Regions from separate parts of the Homo sapiens genome. Here region 1 is linked to region 2. Evidence: read pairs that join two places in POLR2A ChIA-PET (ENCODE). Cell type or tissue: OCI-LY7. All regions are shown on one strand. Links, peaks and the distances in the headings refer to the core of each region. The heading gives the core; the rest is flanking DNA.

The links. Peaks named below come from ENCODE experiments on the same cell type or tissue, not always from the same donor. Only the 100,000 strongest peaks of a DNase experiment are listed, where the experiment ranks them.
Region 1: POLR2A ChIA-PET joins it to region 2 with 7 read pairs; 6 of 35 experiments call an interaction of 5 or more read pairs at or near these places.

What each region holds. Positions count from the first base shown.
Region 1 is chr3:71,309,278-71,321,228 of GRCh38, forward strand. The region is part of intron 4 of FOXP1 (forkhead box P1); the gene reads right to left. Among named protein-coding and RNA genes, the nearest start is that of FOXP1-AS1, 25 kb to the left of the region's middle. In OCI-LY7, for the core only: no CTCF peak of the experiment used is centred there; no DNase peak of the experiment used is centred there.
Region 2 is chr3:71,480,915-71,492,865 of GRCh38, forward strand. The region is part of intron 3 of FOXP1 (forkhead box P1); the gene reads right to left. Among named protein-coding and RNA genes, the nearest start is that of MIR1284, 55 kb to the right of the region's middle. In OCI-LY7, for the core only: a CTCF peak has its summit at 8,516; a DNase peak (open chromatin) is centred at 6,717.

The sequences.
Region 1 (11,951 bases), core at 3,829-8,828, 170 kb before region 2:
AATCACTGCGCTAAGAAAAAAGAAAAGCTGATTCTCTCAACTATTTACTAACATACTTAACATTTAAAAAATATTTTTATGAACACACTGTTGACTTCACAAGTTTATAACGTAATTTTTTTTTTTTTTCTGAGCAAGGCTTTTCTTTCAAAGTACTCTGACAAAAGTAAATTCATAGCAGAACACACAGGCACGAAGAAAATATCGCCAAGGGCAAAATTCTGCAACTGCTTTAAGAAGCAAACAAGAACACAAAAGATGTGTAATACAACCATCTGGCTCTCCTCTTACTATATCAATGCCTCAACCTTATCCCCACCCCCTGAGCCAACCCACACCAATGCCACAAAACCAAATGGCTTCACTTATGTTTCCTGCACAGCAAATTTACACAATGCAGTTAGAATGCAAAAGTTGATTTTGACACACAAACTAGCATCTTTTGAATTTTCCCCACTTCAATGATTTTGTTGTCGTTATCTGTTCAGAGTGGGACTTCTTTGAAAGACCACCAAGAACCTCACCATGATAAAAATGTTCTCACATGGACATATCTGTTCAGCCTCAAGAGAAGTCTCCCTGAAAACCTTAATCTCTGCCATCTTGTGCTTTCTGTTATCATCAGACTTTAGATGTGGACATAAAAAAAAATCCTAAGCTTATTCCAATTAGAACTTTTACTTTTGGGGGGCACTAAATGGTGGGTTGTTTCCCCAACTTATGATTTGAAATGACTGCACTAATTTTTAATTACCATTCTTGCAAGTCAGCACATTCACTGGAATTTTTCCTTATTCAGCTCAGTCTACAAACATTTACTGAGCAACTACTGTGGTATTAGAAACATGCTGGACAATGGATGATCAGAATCTATTATTTTCCCGTGTGCTAGCAGGACTTGCCTGGTACATGAAACCAGCAACTCTACAGTTTATAAAAAATCTTCCACATGCAGGCAGGCTGAAGCATTTTATTTACTTATATACTTATTTTTGAAGGCAGATATAACAGACATTTGAAAGTTATAGCCTGTTTGTGGGGATCTAATTGCTTCCAAAAGGTGGGAATGAATACTTTTCATGGAAATCTCAGTTTGGGTAAAACCAATAAAGCATCATAAATGATTCTCACCAAAGGGCAACAATGTAAAAAATAACTGAAAAAAAATTTCTTCACAGGCAAACTCTACTCTTTGCTTTTCTGCAGGGGCATGCTGGAGGCAGACGTTCTCTATCAGGCAAGAGTTCTCAGTCAGAATTAAGGTCTGCCAGGCAGAGGGCCACGTCTGGTTTACTTCTGTTTTCTCACTGTTGCTGGTCTTCCCCGATTCCTGCCTCCCTCTCCATGTTCCGGGATGAGACTTTGACTGGTTTCTCAAGGGGCTAACTTTTGGTTCTCTTCTGGGCGTTTCTGCCCAGAGTCCCCTGGTTTGGACAGCAGCGATCGTCTGTAGGACACACACAGTGAATCCAGCCACCGGATGAGGAATTCTGCTAATTGTTTAAGCCTGCACTAGTGTCTGGCCACCAGTTGGCAGACACAACTCATGGCTGCCTACCAGGCCTAGGTTAACACAGCTGGAGCCAGATGACAGGCTCTCAAAGATATTCCTCTCATGGCCACATCTGGCTCTTGGCGGTTCCCACTGCAGCTGAACTGATTCTGTTTGGTTGTTCTGGGCAAAAAGTTTAGGCAACAGATAAGTCGTATTAATTTCAGTTTATGACAAAAATATCAGAACATATACTCCATGAAGGCAGGGATTTTATCTGATTTGCATCCCCCTCCCACTTTTTTTTGTTTGTTTGTTTTTTGTTTTTGAGACATGGTCTCACTCTGTTGCCCAAGCTGGAGTGCAGTGCAGTGGCACGATCATGACTCACTGCAGCCTGGAACTAACTACTAGACTCAAGCGGTTCTCCCACCTCAGCCTCCTGAGTAGCTGGGTCTAGAGGCACGTGCCACCATGCCTCACTAGTTTTTTCAATTTTTTGTAGGGACAAGGTCTCACTATGTTGCCCAGGCTGGTGTCGAATTCCTGGGTTCAAGTGATCATCCTGCCTTTGCCTCCCAAAGTGCTGGGATTACAGGCATGAGCCAGTGTGCAGGCCTCTTGCTTGCTGTATCCCAGTACAGAGCAGTGGCTACGCAGGGTAGGTGTTCAGTAAATACAGAATGAGTGAATAACACTAATCAGTGTATGAGTGGAACAAAAACATTCCTGTATCTTACTCCAGCTACTCTGTTCCTACTGTTGTACGTAAAATGGCTAGCATGCTCGTGCACACAGAGAAGTCCTTGAATGGCTCTACAGCTAGATTTTATTATGGACACGCTCATCTCAAGAATGAACCCATGTACATTGTCAGTATAGCTGGAAAGACCTCCAACAATCCTTCCCTTCAAACTACCCAGTCTCCCAGAATTACCCACATCCCAACTTTATTAGTCCTTAAACTGAGAAACTTGGCAGCTCTGTGCCCACAGGGCCTGAGAGTGATCTCAAAGTAGAAACTTACCTTTTGGCCACCACCAAAGTGGGAAATGATGAGGCAACTTTTCCTGGCACCTTTCCATCCCATTTCCTTTCCCATGCCTCTCTTCCTAAATTCCCTGATATCTGCAGATCCCAGCTCCCTTCTACACTCAACTATGACCCAAGGCGAGGCTTCCCCAAAGCTCACCACCTCTCTAGCTCCCATTAGAAACACATTTAGAAAAGCCTACGTAATTTAAAACCAGGCGGGGCCCTCCCTCTTGGCTCCTTCACTAGAAAGAAGCCCAACTTACAGGCTGTTATGTTAATAATAACTATAAAGCTCCCCTGAGTCCACCAAGGGCTTGCTAAAGGTGAAGGGACACTTAATGGAAGCCTGGCAAGGGTGTACGCATATGCTGCTTCTTTCCCAAAAAGAACGTTAACACTCCTAAAACAAGAACGGCTGAACAAGGCAGATGAGTTCAACAAGCTCAGCATCTGGACTTCAGCGAAAGAAAGGTAATCAAGTGTGCTAGAGGAAGCTGTTGCTGAACTCATCTCCTTTTCTATCATATAAGGCAGCAGGGTGGAGGTATAGATAATTTTTTTAAGCTAAGTATAAGTTTCTGAAAAGAGTACTGTGTTCACTACGAAGAATTCAGGCTTCAAGCTCCCCTTGGAAGGAGCTGCTTACTTCATTAAAGGTGGACCAGAAAGATGAACTCCTAAAATGCCTCTCCTTCCCTGCTTCTGCTATTTGAAATTACTTTAAAAATGAGAGAATAAGCTAGGCTCAGTGGCTCACACCTGCAATGCCAGCTATTAAGGAGGGTGAGGCAGGACGATTGCTTGAGCCCAGGAATTCAAGGCTGCAGTGAGCTAGCATGGTGCTGCCGCACAATAGCCTGGGCAATAAAGTGAGACACTGTTTAATAATGGGGGAATAGGCCAGGCACGGTGGCTCATACCTGTAAATCCAGCACTCTGGGAGGCCAAGGCAGGTGATCACACTTGAGGTCAGGAGTTCGAGGCCAGCCTGGCCAACACGGTGAAACCTTATCTCTACCAAAAAATACAAAAAAAAATTAGCTGGGCATGGTGGTGCTTGCCTGTAGTCCCAGGTACTCAGGAGGCTGAGGTGGAAGAATTGTTTGAACCAGGCAGGAAGAGGTTGCAGTGAGCTGAGATCGTGCCACTGCACTCCAGCCTGGGTGACAGAGTGAAACCCTGTCTCAAAAATAATAAAATAAAATAAGGGAATGTCTTTGTACAATTGCACAATCACAATGAAACTTTAATTCTTTTTTTTTTTTTTTTTTTTGAGATGGAGTCTCGCTGTGCCACCCACACTGGAGTGCAGTGGCGCAATCTCGGCTCACTGCAAGCTCCGCCTCCCGGATTCATGCCATTCTCCTGCCTCAGCCTCCCGAGTAGCTAGGAATACAGGCGCCCGCCACCACGCCCAGCTAATTTTTGGTATTTTTAGTAGAGACGGGGTTTCACTGTGTTAGCCAGGATGGTCTCGATCTCCTGACCTCATGATCCGTCCGCCTCTGCCTCCCAAAGTGCTGGGATTACAGGCGTGAGCCACTGCGCCCGGCCAAGCTAATTATTTAAAAAGCAGTACAACAGGCTGCAAGTGATTGTTATCTACCTATTCATTGGCTGAAAACAGGCTATCAAAAACAACAAAAACAAACAAGTTTTGAAAGTTAGGAAAGAATTTTTATAAAGGCAAGGCTGAGGTTGTACAGATCGAGTATCTGCATTTCTTTTTCTTTTTTTTTTTGAGACAGTCTCGCACTCTCGCCCAGGCTGGAGTGCAGTGGCGCTATCTCTGCTCACTGCAAGCTCCGCCTCCCGGGTTCCCGCCATTCTCCTGCCTCAGCCTCCCGATTAGCTGGGACTACAGGCACCAGCCACCATGCCCGGCTAATTTTTTGTATTTTTAGTAGAGACGGGGTTTCACCGTGTTAGCCAGGATGGTCTCGATCTCCTGACCTCGTGATCCGCCCACCTCGGCCTCCCAAAGTGCTGGGATTACAGGCATGAGCCACCGTGCCCGGTCGAGTATCTGTATTTCTTAATGCATCCTTGGGCTGCCTCACCTAAAACTAAGTATTACAGAATATAGTACTATACAGTATACTTTAGACTAGAATAGTTCAGAATTTACAAGCATGGATTCAAGTGCCCAAGTTCTTATTAGCTCTGGTGCTGACTGACCTTGTGAGCTTAGGCAAATTGCCTAAGCTCTCTGTCCCTCAGTGTTCTCATCCATAAAATGGGCTTCATTACAGTGCATTATTTGCTTTTGTAGAATAAATGCATTGACATGTCATAAGTACTTAGAATAGTGTATGGCACAAAGTGAATGCTCAAAGAAATGATGGCTGCCGTTATTACGATCAGGGATGATATAACTTAAATAAATCTAAAACATCCTACACCTCATTTCTACCATCTCTACAAGTTCTTAAAAATAGCTGGCTGGCCAGGCATGGTGGCACATGCCTGTAATCCCAGAACTTTAGGAGGCTGAGGTGGGCGGATCTCAAGGTCAGGAGATTGAGACCATCCTGGCCATCATGGTGAAACCCATCTCTACTAAAAGTACAAAAATTAGCTGGGTGTGGTGGCGGGAGCCTGTAATCCCAGCTACTCGGGAGGCTGAGACAGGAGAATCACTTGAACCCGGGAGGTGGAGATTGCAGTGAGCCGAGATAATGACACTGCACTCCAGCCTGGTGACAGAGTAAGACTCCGTCTAAAAAATATATATATATATATATATATCTGGCTGTCTGCCATGCTACAGGCTGGAAAAATAAAAGAGAATGTATATCAGATTTTAAACTTCTTAAGAACATAGTGCTAAAATAAAATCAAAGTACTTATTTTTTCCCCTCAATAGTAGTTGGAGAATTGTAGGTATAAGATTGGGGTCTCACCTACCTCAGTGGAGGCAAGTCATTAGTTACAAAAAAGCTACAAGCCAAAGTTAGCCTTGGGGCTGCCTGTCCCACCAACTACCAAAAAAGACTTTGGGGAGATGTTCAAAGAAGGAAAGAGGAGAATCCAGCCTGGAACCAAAAGGCATTGAAACACATTTTCTTGTACTTTTCAAGTCTGTGCATATAGATTCTGTTACTGATTTAGGATCTTAAACAGTTTGTTTATTTTTTAAATGCCTTTCAGCTCACCTTTAATAACATGTTTCTTTGACTTGGCTGAACTGTGCCTCAGAAGAATTACAAGCGGGAATAAGGCTGGGATAAGGCTGGGTAAAAGGTTCAGTGAACTAATCCACACCTGGTCCATGTAAAAAAAAAAAAAAAAAAAAAAAAAAAAGAAAGAAAGAAAAAGAAAAGAAAAAGCTCATATTTTCCATATAGAAACAAGCCCCTTTATATGAACCAGCCTTTTATTTAATTGCTAAGGCACTTTCCACACCGTACAACCTTTCATGTCCTTCTTCACTTGGGTGGGGAAAAGGCACAGAACCACTTTCCAGCCACACCAGGGCGCTTTATCAGCAACAGAAATTAATACTCCTATTAATAATGATAGCAAGCACAAACCTGATTCAAAATGGGAAGCGGTAGGTTCATTTAAGCAGAAATTCCCTGACCAAGTTTTGCCAATAAAAAAAAAGACAAGGATGTCCCCTGAGAACAGATTTGGGATAAACTGTGACAATCTCTTCATCAAAATTCAGACTTTTTTTCTGCCTCAGTTGCGTGACCCAGACTACTAAGTGGAAGGAATAAGGCATGGATGGGGAAAATCTTGAATGAGAGAGAACAGCAAATATCTTAGAGCTAAAATGTGCCTCTGAGAGGTCCAGGCAAGCCACTCCTCTGGGAGGGGACTCTGTGTGACCAAGGTCACACAGGTGGTGGGGACGAAAGCAGGAACTCAAGCCTGTGACTCCCAATTCATAGAGAAAAGCAATGGCTACAGAATATGGCCCCTGGGAACATCAGTCATGTTAAGAGGAGATTTAAGAGGAGGATCCTGTGAACAGCAAAGAGGCCAGAGAACAGAAGGAGAAGTCATGAATGTCCCACAGACTGTGCCAGCCCATTGCATCTGAAGCTGGACTTGAACAAGCTTTACTTTCTCCTATGAAGTCCTTCACTTCCAGGCCCCAGGTATCTTCTATTTGCCTCTTAGTTTTGTTCATAGGAAAATTCTTTTAACCAACTCTGGTTTGAAGTAAGTGGAAAAGGAGACATTTCCACACTTCCGTTAAGAGGCAGCAAAGTGAAGTGGAGAGATCATTTCATTAGGAGGCAAGAGAGGGCGGCTCTGCTCCTGGACCCACCGGTATCTCATCTAGGATTTGGGAAGCCCCTTCTCTTCTGCAGATCCAGGCTCGTCACTGGTACAAGGTGGGGTACTCAGGGATGGTGTTTAATTGCTACAGACGGGTCGCCTGAACAAAGTGCTAAAATGCTGAAATACTTGTGTACTCGCTGGGAAACAGCCCTTGCCCCCAAGCCTCCTGAACACACCCTTGACCAGAACCTTGGACTTTCCTGCCTCCTCCACGGCATGGTGAGGGTTTCCCAGAGCCCTGCTCCAGGGCTAGAGCTAGTGGCCATCGGGATGACCACAGCTGTGCTGTACCTGTGAACTATTCTAACCATCACCCCAGATGCTCTGATAGGTCCCTTTCCAAGGCTAGATGCAAGGACCACCAGGGCCAGCTAATGCCCTAGAGAATGCCACTACCCGGGTCCCACGTGGGGCCCGGCAAGAGACAGAGGGGCTGGAACAAGCACAACAGTGGATCCACCACAGAGCTGCCTTCCTCCCCAAATTACTTCCCTCACTTGGGGCACCCGGATGTAGGCCTGTACAAATGAGGCAAGTCAACAGAATCTTCTTAGGGCATATTCTTTTTTTTTTTTTTTTGAGATGGAGTCTTGCTCTGTCGCCAGGCTGGAGCGCAGTGGTGCGATCTCAGCTCACGGCAACCTTCGCCTCCCAGGTTCAAGTGATTCTCCTATCCCAGCCTCCTGAGTAGCTGGGACTACAGGCGCCTGCCACCATGCCCAGCTAATTTTTTGTATTTTAGTAGAAACGGGGTTTTACCATGTTAACCAGGATGGTCTCTATTTCCTAACCTCGTGATCCGCCCACCTCAGCCTCCCAAAGTGCTGGGATTTCAAGCATGAGCCACTGCGCCTGGCCAGGGCAAATTCTTAAGGCTAAATTTGCTTCTGAAAACTGGAAAGAAATATACCATTGTGAAACAACTCTCAAAGTAAAATCCTCAGCTCAGAGGGAACCCACCCCAACATATGTAATCAAATTATATTTATCATGGAAATTCTAACAGCTCCTACTTTCTACTCCACTTTTACTACCCTCTAGGAAAAGGAATATTTTACTATCCTGTGTTCCAAATTTCCACCAGAGAGTTGAAGCATTATACATGCTAAAATATATAGGAAAGGAAAAAAATTCCCATTATTATTTCCTTCAACCCCCTCTACCTTCTATGCCACCATTACTCAAAAGTCACTCAAACATTTTGCTGGCTGACATGACGCCACGCTGTCACTTGATCAGGTGTGGAGTACCACATGGAATGAATAAATACTTATCCACAACCGCATATTAAATGGGAATTCGCACAGGCGGGCTCTGGAGACAAAGACGTTTCTATACAGAAATATTAACTAAGAATTTAAGTAAATGGCCCCACTGGAAAAAAAAAAGGTCTGAAGTAGCAATATAAACTATATTTAATAGCAACAAAAAATATTTTCCTTTTGGGAAAGCAATTTGGGCTTCTAAAAGTTACTGCCTTTCACGTGACTTAGTACAGTATGCCTGAATTCTTTCATTTCCTAAAACACAGATGCTAGGCCCCAAAATTCTACTTTGTGAGAGTTAATTTTTTTTTTAATTAATCTTCCCCCAAATACAATACTCAAATAAGAAACTATTTTGGTACCTGTCCCCCCCACACAATTGTTATTTTCTTAAGTGTCTGAGTATAACACGTCCCAAAGAACATATGTTCCTGAGGAAGAAAAAAAACCAGGCTCTAGAACTAATACACAATGAAAAATAAATTTAAAGCAGCCTTCTGGTCTGACATAAGAATATAAAAATGATATGAGCAAGAACAGCTTAGTTTACATACTTTTCAGTCACAGCTGCTGCTCCAAAACCACAATACCTTTAAAATGACATTTTAAGGAAACAGATACGGCGTGGCTTTAGCCATAGTTAGATGTAGCTAACACTGAATTAAAGGGGCTTTTCTTTTTATACACACACTTTATATAACCCTGTACACTGGTACAATTAAGAAGAGTAAGTCATTTTTAAAAAATGTAGTGATAAACAAAATGAATTACAAATAATTCTACCCAGCAAGGTTTTTTTTTTTTTTTTTCCTTCTTTTTCCTTTAAAATCGCCAGACTCAGGCATGAAAATAGAGTTTCAGGGACAGAAGGAACAAGTCCCCTCTTCTTGGTTAATATTTAATTGGGTGCTAAAGATTTCTTGGAGAGGACCTCTGTACCTCCAGTGACAGGCATACAAGAGGCTCCTATCTCTGCAAGAGATGCAGGCACTTCCCTGAATAAACGAAAATAACATACAATTAAATCAGACTATTCAATTAATAAATTACTTTGGTGGACCTTGCAGGCCAAGTCCTATTTAATTACATAATTTTAAAAATATTTGCACATTGCAATCACCGAAATTGGCTTTGAGGTTTCATAATACACACTTAACACTTGAGTTAGAGAACACATTTATTTAATAAATGCAGGCCTAAGTGCTAGAAGGCCGTACCACTCTAACTGCAAAATCACTTAGCACATCTTCAGAAAAAGCAAATAAACTTTTTCACTATTTAGACGTGGGCTGCTGTTGAATGTCAGGAGAAGCTGGCTGATTTTTTTGTTTTCTCTGTCATGTGTTGCTTGTAAATCTGACTATTCTGAGAGGTGATTAGAATAGAGCTAATGGACAAAATGGTTCCAGTTAAAGATAACTTAAAGATAAACTAAGGTGGAAGATGTCAAGGTCCTGGTAGTAAAAACCTCTTCAGAGTAAAACAAAGAGAAGTCGTATTAACTCCCCATTTTTCACTTCTTGGAATACCAAAATACACCATAAATTAACATGGTTACTGAGCGTAAAGATGTGTTCCATTAGGAAAGCACACACAAATTCAAGGATGAGGAGGACATTCATAAACAGAATAGAATTACAGGGTACCCCAAAGAGGGCAGAAACATTTCAAAGTGACTCTGTTCCCTATAGTTGTACTGGAAGTCGTGATTTTGCCATTAACTGAAGTTTTCTAGAAAACCACTTGACCGCTTTACTGCCACAACTTTTTTTTGATAGAAATCTTTGTCAAACACACACATTTTCAAATAACCATTGCACACCTTACACCCACAATGGCCTCAGAGCTTTTTGAGCTGTGTGGGGTTGACTCTCTTTACACCAAAAGCCCCCATACCACCACAATAAGGGTTATTTTTGTTGCTGTTTGGGGGTCTTCTCCTTAAAGATTTCTGTCATAAATATATGATCGAGCCTGCTGTGTGCTTTCATTTGCCTGCTTCTAGAAACTTCTATGCTAAATTCCCAAAGCCTCTAAGTTGCTACTAACTACTATGCTAACTATGAATTCAGAATTCATAGTTCTGAAATTTAAAAAAAGATTTAAATTAAACTGAAAAGAAAGATTCTGGTGTGACTTTATAATCTCTGTTCAGTGATGAAACAAAAATTCTTTTCACAGTCTCATAGCCCCCTACTCTCTCCTCCCTTTCAAAAACTTCTGTAAAGAGCTGCTATACTCCCTGTCTCCACTTATTCATCTTCTAAACATCCTGCAGCCCACACCATGCCACTGAAACCTCTGTTGCCAAAGTCATTAAGTTTTCAGTCCCTTTTGTTTGATCCATAGGCTGCATTTGGCAGAGTGCACCCTCCCTTCTTCTCAAACAGTTCCCATTTCCAAGCAGTCTGCCTGTAACATTGGCTCTCCATGATCTACAACCTTCTTCAGCACCCTCTTCTCCGCCAATCTGGTTCTTCTTCCTTGGGCCTTCCCTCAGTGAATGCTACCACCACACGCCTAGCCAATGGGGCCAAACACTCTGGAGGCACATTTGACTCCTCCACCACATCCAACAATGACATCCACTCCATTCTCTTTCCTTCACCCTGACCAACACTTGCCGGCCCACACAAGGGTGCCTCCCACGACTCTGCAATTCCCTTGTGAAGGCTCTTTCCTGCCTTTGGTTTTGCTCTCCTCAAACCTACCCACGGGGAAGACAAACTCATCTTGCAAAATGTGAATGTACAACGTTCCATCAATTCCCAGACAGCTTCCCCAGTCACACCTTAATATTTTTGACATTAGGACGCATCTCAACATTGACATGGATGCTTAACGTTGCATGCTTACCCACGCACATCCCATCCCAGCTGAACAATTTCTTAGCTTTCTAAGGCCCGGAAGGCCAAGGGGAAGCATCTAGAGGTATTCAAAAGGCTGTGCTGGATGTTAGCCGCTGCTTGGTCCTCTGCTTGCACTTTTTTTGCGGCTCTGGAACCACCATTCTACCACGGACAGACACTCACATACACACCCTGTACAGTCTTGTCTCTAAGCCGCTGCACAGATCTAGCCTACCACCGTATTGCTCTGCCCTCTTTCACCTAAGAAATCCCACACATCCCATATAACTCAGGCACAAATACCACTTCCTCCAAGAAGTCCTCCCTAACCTCCCTTTAGATCAATGTCCCTGTTATCTATTCCCTTTGTACACAGTACTTGTCCTAATACAGGCATGACTCCATTTTATTATAATGGTCTATTTAATCAATCATTTCTCTTGCTAAGCTCTATCCCAGTCTACAAAAGGCACTTAATAAATCTTGAATGAATAAAGTAAAAGCTGATGAATTTCAGTAAACAACGTTAACGGCAACAATTTTTCCTTCTTTGGTTCCTTCATAAAATCAGCTCTTCTCCATCTTTGTTCCTCTCCCTACTACAATGGTTCAGCAACACGCGGCCAAGCAAATCAAGTCTGCATAGTATTTGTTCATACCTCTGAAGATATAAGAAATGTGTCACAGCTGATATTTATGTGAATGACTGAGATATAATTTGAACAAAAACTCTTCCGTTCCCTTGAAGTAAAATCATCTTATTGTTTATGATACAGTGCAAAGGAAATAGAATGAGCAAGGAAGCTATAAGAATTTAATCAAGTCGACTTCTTATAAATAAGAATTGAGATTCACTATGCACCCCTAATTACCCTCCCGCTACTAACAGTGTCCTAATTTAGACTGTACCAAAAAAAAAAAAAAAAAGGAAAAAAAACGCTTTCAGATAGTAAGACGATTTTGCATTAAGGTCTCAGATGAGCCTTAGTGCCATTCCCTCTCTTGGGCTGTGGTCTG
Region 2 (11,951 bases), core at 3,600-8,599:
GATGTTCATGTAGTGGTAATTAGGCCTCAAACACTGAGGCACAAGGTATAAGGAAGGGCAGGCAATATCCTTCATTCTTTTTTTGAGCACAGAATGTCTGTCTTTGAATGTGCATGACATATATCACTACAATACATTGATAGATACACATACATATATATACAAAAAAGTTCACATCCTAGAGAAATGAGGGCAACTTTGCTGTAATGATCACAAACCAAATATTTTGCTTAGGACAAACTTTGGGGCTAACAGCTGGCTGTAATTTACAAAAATTTACCATGTGCTAACTCTTTTCTAATGCTTTATGTGTGTTAACTCATTTAAATCCCACGATCACCTATGAGTTAGGTACTATTATTTTAAAGGTGAGGAAACTGAGGCACAGAGAGATATGACCTACCCAAGATTATACTGTTGGTAGGTGGCAGAACCAGGATTAAAGCCCAAATTGTCTGGCCAACATCCTGTATGCTTATTACCACATGTAGATGTTCACTACATATCAAAGGTTCTACATCTTAACTTGGATCCTGGAATGCATTTATTTTTCACTTAACAAAAAAGATAATTTACAAAGCTTTCAGCACAAGCCTATCTTTGTTGTCTCCTCTCTCCCACTTCCTACCTTTTTTATTACAAAGGACATTTATGTGAAATCATGATATTTGCATCTTAGTCAGTCGTCTTTTCTGAATGTTTATTCCCCAACCCCAAAAACAATACTTTGGTTCATAAATTCTGACTTGGTGACAATCAGAAACTTTTTCTCTTTCATATTCAAGTCAGTTTTATCATGATACTTGATAAAGAAATATTCCTCTAGATTATTCTTACCTTTCTTGAGAAACACCCATTTCATTTCTACTTCTTGGTGGGGCTTCCACCATCCCTTACTCTAAAGGCGCCTTGAGAATAATGCCCACAAACCTTCTTCGCACACCTTTTCTCACTCGATGCTATTTTCTACCTAGGCCTCCGTTTTATGAAAACGCCCCACTCCACAAATTCACTCTTCCCCATGTTTCCCCTGCCCTGACTTCCTCCACCTGTTTACGACACAAAAGATTTAAATCTCCAGCAAAGAGAGGAGGGAGGATTTGCAGCATCTTCTCTCCAGAGTGTTCACATGCACATCTGATCACTCTTGTCCTCCAGAGATTTCTTCAGACGCAATCAGCTGACACGCACATGTCGCCTGCTGTCTTCCCTCATGATAAATTAAGGAACATTTAGAAGAAAAGTTCCTACTTCTAATCCTTCAATACCACCTCTAAGGGCTTTGCTGCACCCAGGTACCACTTGCACAGTAATCTTTATAGTTTTCCTTAAGCTTCTCACATTTTTATTAATGTCATAATTAGCAATATCATCTGAGAAGCCAGACTTGAAGTGCTAAGTTTATTTTTTGCTACAAATTAATATATAACACTATTAAAAATAATACATAACCTTTTTTTTTTTTTTTTTTTGAGACGGAGTCTTGCTCAGTCGCCCAGGCTGGAGTACAATGGTGAGGTCTCAGCTCACTGCAACCTCGGCCTCCTGGGTTCAAGCAATTCTCCGGCCTCAGCAGTAACAGGGATTACAGTTAGGGTAACTGGGATTACCAAGTAACTGGGATTACAGCTGTGCGCCACCATGCCCAGCTGATTTTTTATTTTTAGTAGAGACGGGGTTTCACCATGTTGACCAGGCTGGTCTGGAACTCCTGACCTCAGGTGATCCAACCACCTTGGCCTACCAAAGTGCTGGGATTACAGGCGTCTGCCACCACACCTGGCCTAATAATACATAACTTTAAAATTTTTTTTTAAATTTTCTGTCTTGCAGAAAATTCACCTTAAATTCCTCCACTAGTGAGATATACAACACATTTTAATAACACTGGTTAGGAAGAGACTATAGTTCTTATGTCACTTTTTTTTTTTTTTAGACCAACGTCTGGCTCTGTCACCCAGGCTTGATGCAGTGTAGTGGCATGATCTCAGCTCATGGCAACCTCCACCTCCAGGATTCAAACTATCCCCCCCACCTCAGCCTCCCATGTAGCTGGGACTACAGGTGCAAGCTACCACATCCGGCTAATTTTTTTTCTTATTTTTTGTAGAGATGGGGTCTCACTATGTTGCCCAGGCTGATCTCGAACTCCTGAGCTCAAGCAATCCACCCATCTGGTCTCCCAAAGTGCTGGGATTACAGGTGTGAGCCACCACGCCCAGCCTTACGTCACTTTTCAAAGTCTACTTTTCTTCTTTGACTTGTCTTCCCTTTTCATTTCACTCTTCACCTTGAACCTCATTTTTACATCTAGATATATTTTTGTCTTTTATTAAGTAAAGGAAGGACCTCACTAAATTGTACTCTAAATCAATAATTATGCAGAACAGCCTGTCTCAAGATAAGCATTAAATAAAAACTGATGACATTATTATTTCATCAGAAACCGAAGAGCAAGTGAGCGAGCAGAAACACCAGAGAGCGGGAACAAAGGGCCGGTCCTCGCCACTACTTCCCAATCTTCTTCCAGACTGGGGCTTGGCAAACTATAGGCGCGTGGGCCACATCCAACCTGCCACCAGTGAGCTAGTTTTTACTCTTAAAGGGCTGGGGGAAAATGAAAATCCTACTACTACTTAGTGACACATGAAAATCATGTGAAATTCTAATTTCGGCGTCTGTAAATAAATTGTACTGGAACACAGCCACACCCCTTCATTTACATACCATCCATGGCTGCTTAGAGGGGACAAAGGTAAATAGTTGTAACAGACCAGGTGGCTTGCAAAGCCTAAAATGTTTACTATCTGGCTCTTTACAGAAAAGATTCGCTGATCCCTGTTACAGGCAGAAATTAGACTGAGCCTCCCACCATCACACACATACACGAACTTTTTTTTAATTACAAAAGTTTTCCTAAAAACACAGTAGTAAAAAAAAATAAAAATAAATAAAAATTTGAAAAAAGAACAGAAGGAACCTACCTCCATATTAGGACCACCATTAAAAGCTCATTTTTTTGTAACCGGGGCAACGACTAGAAGCACAGACACCCACCTATTGGCCTCATTATCCACCAGCTCGAATTTTGGTTCCCCTAATTTCTCATGCAATTCTGCAGAATATTAACCATCCTAAGAGTAAACTACCCTGATACCTTTTTAAAGCAGCAACATTATTAACAATTAAAAAGCTGCCACCACACATACACAATAACTTTCTTATATTTTAATATGCATATCCATAGTCTGATTATAACAGCGTGGAGAGATTGACAGGAAATGACTGAGTGTAATGGCTCCAAAGGAGACAGTACATTGATCAGTAAATAATACACGTCCCTTGAAACTGTCTAACTGCATATTTACACTTGTCAACTCTCATACACTTTGATGACAGAATTCTTTTTCAAACATCTAAGTAAAAACTCTAATACTTATTTTTAAAATGCTTTTAATAATCACAAAAAGCATACTTCAAGGATATGTAAGGTTTAAATTTCACCCACCAAATAGTGCCACCTGGAGCATTCATTGCTACATCCTCAATATTCTTGGTTTTATCAGGAAATTGGCAAAGTCTCAAAAAGGTTCAAATACAGTTACAAGCAGCATATATCTAACATTTGCAAGGTGTCAAGCACTGTATTAAGGACTTTTCACAGCCAATAGTGTGGATGACACCACTGTCCCCATTTGGCAGAAGAGAAAACTGAGGCTTGGAAGGAGTTGTGACATGGTCGGGGTTACGGTATTATTGAGTCCTGGGGCCAGGACCTGAGGCTATCCACTCAACTTCAGAGACCACACTCTCCCTAACCAGTCTAAGGGCCTGTGTCTCAGTGTGGGCCCGAAAGTCTGTATTTAATGCGCTTCCCAGGCAGTGCTGAGATGACACTTTGAAAAACACAAAACGTGGAGGTAAAGAAGAAAATCTGATGGGCCCTAAATTCAGGTCTCCTCTACAGCCCTCCAAACACTGCCCGTAGGAAGATTACAGATAAAAATCTATAACACACGTATTATAGCCCTTGGCATGTCATACATACTCAACTATGACAACTGCCATCATTTTATAAGTTACTTGGGGACTGCTGGTATGTCAGGTTAAAGACATTGTATCTGTATTGTCCAGTAAATTACTCCTGGACAAAATGGGCTGATGAGGTCAGCATCTCCTTGCCCTAAGACCCCATATCAATTAAATTATACTGGCAGCTGAGGGCCAGCAGGTGTTGGGTAGAGGACAGGGGTGCAGAGGCCTGGTTCTATCCTGCCTGTGATTGGTTTATCAACGACTAGATTAGACAGTGAGCTAGATAAGCCTCTCATCTCCCCAATATCCCTTTTATACAATAAAAGTGGTCAAAAATATTTAAAAGTAGAGAAAATAGTAAACCCCCTTATATCCATCACCTAGATTCTAGATTTATCAAGCTTCTGCCCCAACATTTTTTCTTATTTTCTGAAGATTCATAAAGGAACTTGCAACTGACATGTCATTTCACTCTTAGATAATTCAATATGCAACTTTTTAAAACAGGGAGAAAAAAGTTCCCTGAATAATAACTGAGGCTGGAAGCGATGGCTCACGCCTGTAATCCCAGCACTTTGGGAGGCCAAGGCGGGCAGATCACCTGAGGTCAGGAGTTCAAGACCAGCCTGGCCAACATGGTGAAACCCCATCTCTACTAAAAATACAAAAATTAGCCAGGTGTGATGGCGTGTACCTTTAATCCCAGCTACTAGGGAGGCTGAGGCAGGAGAATCGCTTGAACCTGGGAGGCAGAGGTTGCAGTGAGCCAAGATCATACCACATACCACTCCACTCCAGCTTAGACAACAAAGAGACTCCATCAAAAAAAAAAAAAAAAGAACCACAGAAATAATGCAGTGTTGAATCCAGTGGCATGACTCTGGGGAGATTTTTTTCAACTGAGGAAAAAGCCAGGAGGTGAGGAATATTTTGGAGAAAATTTTTGGAGGAAGCCATTCCCTTTTACATTGCTGCCTCTATAAAAATCTTGCAGATGAAGCTGCTGTTTTAAATAAGTCAGATTCCACCTCTTTCACAAAGACAAGTATAAACTACAAAATCTTCTCTGCCTAAATCAAAAAGACCTTAAAGAACCACGGAATCTATTCAAAGATGAGGAAGTAGCATGTCCTCATGGTTAAGACAAAGGTTTTGAAATTGGCCCAACTTGGAATAAAACCCACTTCTCACTCTTGCTATGCAATTCTGAGCAGGTGACTTATGCACTAACCTTCTCTCTTCTCAACATTAAAACCAGAATAATACCTAGAACACAGAGATGTTGTTAAGGTTCAATAAGATAAGCAAGGTGATACTTGAACCAACATAGGAAAAGTAAGTGCCTGATGAATAGCTCTCTAATTATTTGTTATAAATATTACTAAAATCTGATCGAATACAGAAGGAATAAAAAGATTTTATCTCATGAGCCTATTCCAATCCATTGGATGGTGCTACATAGAATATCTGTAGGGAAAAATCCAAAAGCCACCATCAGAACAGGCCTGCTGTTTCGGGGGCCTGCTGATTTTGTCACCCTTAATCAAAGTCAACCGTATCATCCTATTATTACGGGCCAAGAGGGTAACAATTCACGTGTTCACCACAGTCACTCTTCCGCACTCTGCTTTTCATGACCAAAAGAAATAATAATATGCAACATATTGAAATAAAATTAAAATGTACATTAGCTAAATGATAGCTTATATGTACTAATTGCTTACTTTTCTTGAAGACAGAATAAAATGACGGCAATTCTCAACAGGCAGCTCAGCAGCCTGCATATAAACTGAATGGAAATTTCCTTCTCTTTGCTTCTGTGCATTACTTGAACCAACTTAACAGAAAACAGAATATTTTCAAAAACAACATGCAATGGAGTTTAAGTTCCTAGAATTTTACATCACGGAAGATATCATTTGAAATATAATAGCTAAATGCCTTCCTCCCTGGTACAGCTTGCTTTGGTGTATTGATAAGAAGTAAGATTAATATGCAAAAGGAAAATGTAAGAAACTTGCCCTGCACCGGTCAGCACCCGGCATGTATGTGCCTCTCCCTATGAGAAAGCAACTGCACCCAGAGAGTGAAAGTCTGGGTTTGGCTCTCACATCACCACTTCCTTGCTATGTTAGAGCCTCAGTTGATACACAGGTAAAAAGAGAGCGACATAGACTCATTCTCGTCTTTTCCAAAGTTACGCAAATTGAAAAAAAAAACACTACAAAACTATAATATTTCACAGACATAACACAAAAACCAGTTGAAGGGTAGAAAATAAACTACCTAACAAGTCAATGTGGTGCACACATATTGCCCAGGCTGGTCTCAAACTCCCGGCCTCAAGCAATCCTCCCACCTTGGCTTCCCAGTGTTGGGATTACGGGCATGAGCCACAGCACCCAGCCCAGATTCTTTCATTAATATGTGAAATATGGACTGTTTAAAAACTGTCTGCCAGATATTAGGGTAAGTACTGGGTATACAAAGGCAAACTGCAAAGATCGCTCAAAAGCCCCGGCCTTATACCTTATACACTGCATTGTAAATGTAAATGGTGACTCTGTAAGCCTGCCTACAAGAATTTAGGTGGAATAATTCTGAGGCCACATCTACACTCAGTAAAGGAAAGAATATGACCAATTCAATGATGTCTGCCAAGGCACAGGATGGGCACAGAAAAGGGGAACTATAAAATCGAAAGTGTGTCAAGAATGTTTGCCACCTCTAATTTAGCCAAAAGGTTTGATGTTTTGTGTAGGTATCATGTGAACGAAAGTCTGCCCAATACATTAAAAGTTTATGGTGAATTTGTATGTCCAGAAAAATGTGTGTATAATCCCGTAAGGGGCTTAGAGAGGAATGGAAAATACATGCAATATAAATGCAGATTACCTTTATTACAAAGTTGGATCATATTCTCATTCCTAGACTAATTTCCTATATCATAAAACCTATATTCAATTTTATAAATAGCATACACCAAGAATCATAAATTCAGTTAATGCAGAAATTTAACAGATTTTTTTTTAATAAAAGTGAGAAAAGGCTGTTTTAGAGCAAATATCTGAAAGGACAGAAAGGGTTCTTTCTTTGAAGATATGTTTTTCCCTTTGACTCTACCTCCTTAGGGACCTAACCAGAGAAGAAATAAATTTCACAGCTAATATATATGAAGTAACATGTTTAACATTATCCAATGAATTTATATCTATCTACACTATATAAATTTATCTCACATAAACTGTCACCTCCAATAGAATTCATTAAAACAATGTTACAGCTTCTGAATTAAATGCAATCTTCTAATTGGAATTTAATCTTAAAATAGGAGTTGGGGGGTTTATTTTTTAATTGACAAATGGAATAATTCATTAGTTTGTCTTACAGTTCTGTCTGAAGAACTTAAAAGTAAATTTGACACAGGGATGGGCTGGCTACTGCTGTGTGGTACTAGGGAACTGGGGTGGGGGTGTGGAGGTTCTTTCATCAGCTGCTGAACACCTCCTGCTGCTTATGGGCAGGAAGGGATGGACACTGTCTCTCACCATCCTGAATTACTACATTACTAATATATTCCATTACCTCCACGTAAATGTCATGTTAATTTCTGATCTTCATCAAGCCAGACAATGGTTTCCACCTTGGCCCCTAGCCAGTTAGCTATGTGGAAAATATTTAGCCAATTACATTACTTGTATTGGGTTAGGAACTGGAGAGAAAGGCAAAATAAACGCATCGAAAATACTTCACAGATAAAATGTAAGTTGACACTGTCTTCGCATGCGGGAGCCCGAGTGATACAATCTGATAGGCAGCTGCCAGCACTCATAACTGCTTATTAAATCTAGCCTCTCTTTATGGTGTGAGTGAAGATCTGTATTTTTACCAATATTAGGTTCATTGTGTTATGAAAGAGACCAAAATACTTAAGATCATTCGCTCCAGCTTATAAAACATATTATGTAGTTTATTAAATTGTTAAAATTACTTTTCAAAGTCAAAATTCCAGAGACTGGAAGTTTAAGCACAACACCGTGGGCTGGCCCCCTGACAGGCTGCAGCACATGGCAGACCAGAAAGGAACCCTGTCGGCTGGCTCTCCTGGCCCAAGGTACCTGCCAGCTGCACATACCTTCTGGAAGCTGCGCCACCACCGCCCCACCCCAAAACCGGTCACGGAAAGTCCATATTCTCGAGTTTTATTTTAAAAAGAAAGGAACTCCCAGCCAAAAAAGTAGCCCTTCACCAAGTCTTCGGTGAGAAGGATGCATTTCCCTTGTTTTTGTCTCTTCCTAGTAAGTCAAAAGGTAGCAATTTGATTATGAGAGACATCAAAAGAGGAAGGCTGGGCAAATAAGGGAAAACAGTTGTAAGCAAATAACACATAACAATGAATGTTGCGTGACGCTTATGTCTTTTCACCAGATCTACCAGCAAGGGACAACCTAGTGGTAGAGACGATGCAATGACAGAGCAGAGACAGACGAACAAACCAACACATTCGCCATCTCTAGTCAGCCCTTCTCAAAACAACTCTATGCAAATGCAAATTGCTATGATCACATTTATTAATAACACTGTGGCTAACTGCCGATTAAATATGCAGCAGGCATTGCCAGCCTTCACTCTGGAAGTCCTGTGATGTGCATCCTATAGGTACCAGTGTCAACTAAAGCTTCACACCAGGAAACAGGAGCCAACTCTGACTCCTTCCTGGTGAACGGTGGCATTAAATAACCACAGCACAAAGAGAGATACGAAGTGCTCAGCCCTTCTTTCGCTGTCTCCTGCCTCTAAGTTAATTTATTATGCAAGCATGGTTACCGCCGGCATCAATCGAGTACATTACCCGTCTTCTGACCTTAAAAAGTTGGCCATAATGATCTATCTGTGCAAACCTTTTATTTCATGGTTTCGTTTCCTTGTGTTTGAGTGAAGCAATCTGTTGTTCTGGATGCCTACCTCTGTAACTCTGACCCTGGTCTACCAGGAGGACACTTACCATGAAACACTTCACTCAGAATTAGAGTTTATTTCAAGCCTAAAGACTCCAAATTGTCAGCTGTAACAATTAATTGGTGCTTCTTTTGGTTGTTCAATAAACTGTAAAGTTCTAAAAGGCACAGGACTGTGAATAAATGTTTGACAATGGAATGACTAACTATCAGATGCATAATGCACGGAAGGCCAGTCACTGCAGCACAGAGGAAGAGAGTGAGTCCTTTGAGCAAGCCTTGGAAATGCACCTTGAGAAAAAAATGGGGCCAGGCACAGTGCCTCACACCTGTAATCCTAGAACTTTGGGAGGCTCAGGTGGACAGATCACCTGAGGTCAGGAGTTCGAGACCAGCCTGGCCAACATAATTAAACCCTGTCTCTACTAAAAGATACAAAAATTAGCTGGGTGTGGTGGTGGGCACCTGCAATCCCAGCTAATTGGGAGGCTGAGGGAGGAGAATCACTTGAACCCAGGAAGTGGAGGTTGCAGTGAGCTGAGATTGTGCCATTGCATTCCAGCCTGGGTGACAAGAGCAAAACTCTGTCTTAAAAAAAAAAAATGGGAGGAGAATAGAAAATCAGAACATATGGTCCAGCTCACAGGATTTCAGGCACCTCTACCTTCTACTAAAAATACTGAGAAGGGAAGTTTTTTAAAGTCTGATAAATACTAAGAACTGCCTTATTTACAAAAATTCTAGTATTCCACTAGGCCTAAAAGAACATTTTTTTCAAAACAGATATCATTTTCATTATAGTTCTTCAGATGGATTTTTCAAATAATGGGCCAAATCCAATTGAAATTAATGAATAAAATGAGCCTCATCTTCAACAAATCCATTCATGTGGTTTTGTTAAATTTCATATATCAATTTTGTAATAGTGAGATTGAGTCAGACTCTCTCAATACCAAAGACAGAGATGACAGGTAACCAAAAACCTGAGTTTGTTGTTATTTCAATACCTTCAGAATTCTAACCCCTTTGATGAATTCTCATGTGTATATGAAACAGACCGAGGCTTTGTTCTCAACTCTACCTGAATTCCTAAAGATATGACTTTTTTTATTATTATTATTATTTTGAGACGGAGTCTCACTTTCTCAACCAGGCTGGAGTGCAGTGGCACGATCTCAGCTCACTGCAACCTCCACCTCCTGGGTTCAAGGAATTCTCCTGTCTCAGCCTCTCAAGTAGCTGGGAGTACAGGCACCCACCACCACGCCCAGCTAACTTTTGTATTTTTGGGAGGGATGAGGTTGCACCATATTGGTCAGGCTGGTCTTGAACTCCTGACCTTAGGTGACCTACCCACCTCGGCCTCCCAAAGTGCTGTGATGACAGGCGTGAGCCACCATGCCCAGCCAAGATACGACTTTTCTTAGCATGTGCTGCCTGTTCACTAATCTACAGACCATCCACAAAAGTCTATCATACATGCATAGCAATGGAAAACCTCAGGAGTTCACGGGTGAGAGAACCGAACAACTTGCCCAAGGCCACCCAGTAAAAAGATCAAAGATCACTAACAGCTCTAAAATTTCATGACTCCATTAACCATTTCTTTTCATTGTGGACATCCTTGCCCGTGTGTTACTGTTTACTATTTGCCTTATTTCTTGCCACTGACAGAAGTAATACTGTAGGGAAGACAGGAGGCTGGATTTTTTTTTTCTCTCTCTCTAGCTCCAGCAGAACCAAATGCAAAGTACAAGTTATCAGTTAACAAACTGTGGCAGGAAGTGCCTTTTCGAGCCAATAGCTCTTTGAAAATCATCTGGTCTCTAATATTTGAGCCGGTTGCTTCACTATGAACACAGTTTCTCTGGACAATAAAACTAAAGTATTTTTTAATGTATACAAGGGGAAGGATTTGTCAAAATGACCTCTAGCTATAAAATCTTCACAAATCTGGCCCAAGTAATTGAATGCATAACACTGTCTTAGACATATCATCAGAGGAGGCTTAAAAAGCTAAATGGGCAGGATGTCTTAATCTCTGTAATTGAAATAAGCTAGAAAGAACCACTGAATGATGACCAAATAGCTATGGTCCAGCCCAGACCAACCCCAGGGACTTAGCCATCCCACCTAGACTCATGACTTAAGCTGTCCCATTTGTAAACTGAGGTATTTAAATAGATAATTTCCAGGGCCTCAATAACACTGATAGGATAGGATCCTCTAACCTACATGCTTTGTTTTAGATATAGAAAATCAAGCCAGGCACAGTGGCTCACACCTGTAATCCCAGCACTTTAGGAGGCTGAGACGGGCGGATCACCTGAGGTCAGGAGTTTGAGACCAGCCTGGCCAATGTGGTGAAACCCTGTCTCTCCTAAAAGTACAAAAATTAGCCAGGCATGGTGGCGGGCGCCTGTAATCTCAGCTACTTGGGAGGCCGAGGCAGAAAAATTGCTTGAACCTGGGAGGCGGAGGTTGCAGTGAGCCGAGATCGCGCCACTGCACTCCAGCCTGGAACAATTGGGAAACTCCGTCTCCAAAAAAAAAAAAGAAAAAAAATCAAAGAGAGAGCCTAATTTGCCCCATGCCAGGTTACTATTAAGCCTCCCAACTCCCAATACAGTGCCCTTTCTGCTTCACTACACTTCTCTCCATTATTTAGAATTTGCTTCCAATACTACTGCACTAAGACAGAAAAAGATGAGGGTCTTACCAATTAAATGCTATTCAATACAAACCCTGAAATGATAAGGTTCTCCATGAAACTGACCTCATCCAATGGCAAGGCTACCACAAATGATGTCAGAGTTGTCACCCAAAATGCCTGGCCTCAACCAATCATTGTCTCTGCTAATGACAAGTCACAGTGTTCATTACTACAGGGGAGTCATTGATTGCTGAGGAACAGGATGGATGGAAAACACACTTAGAGAAAAATATCATCATGTCCTT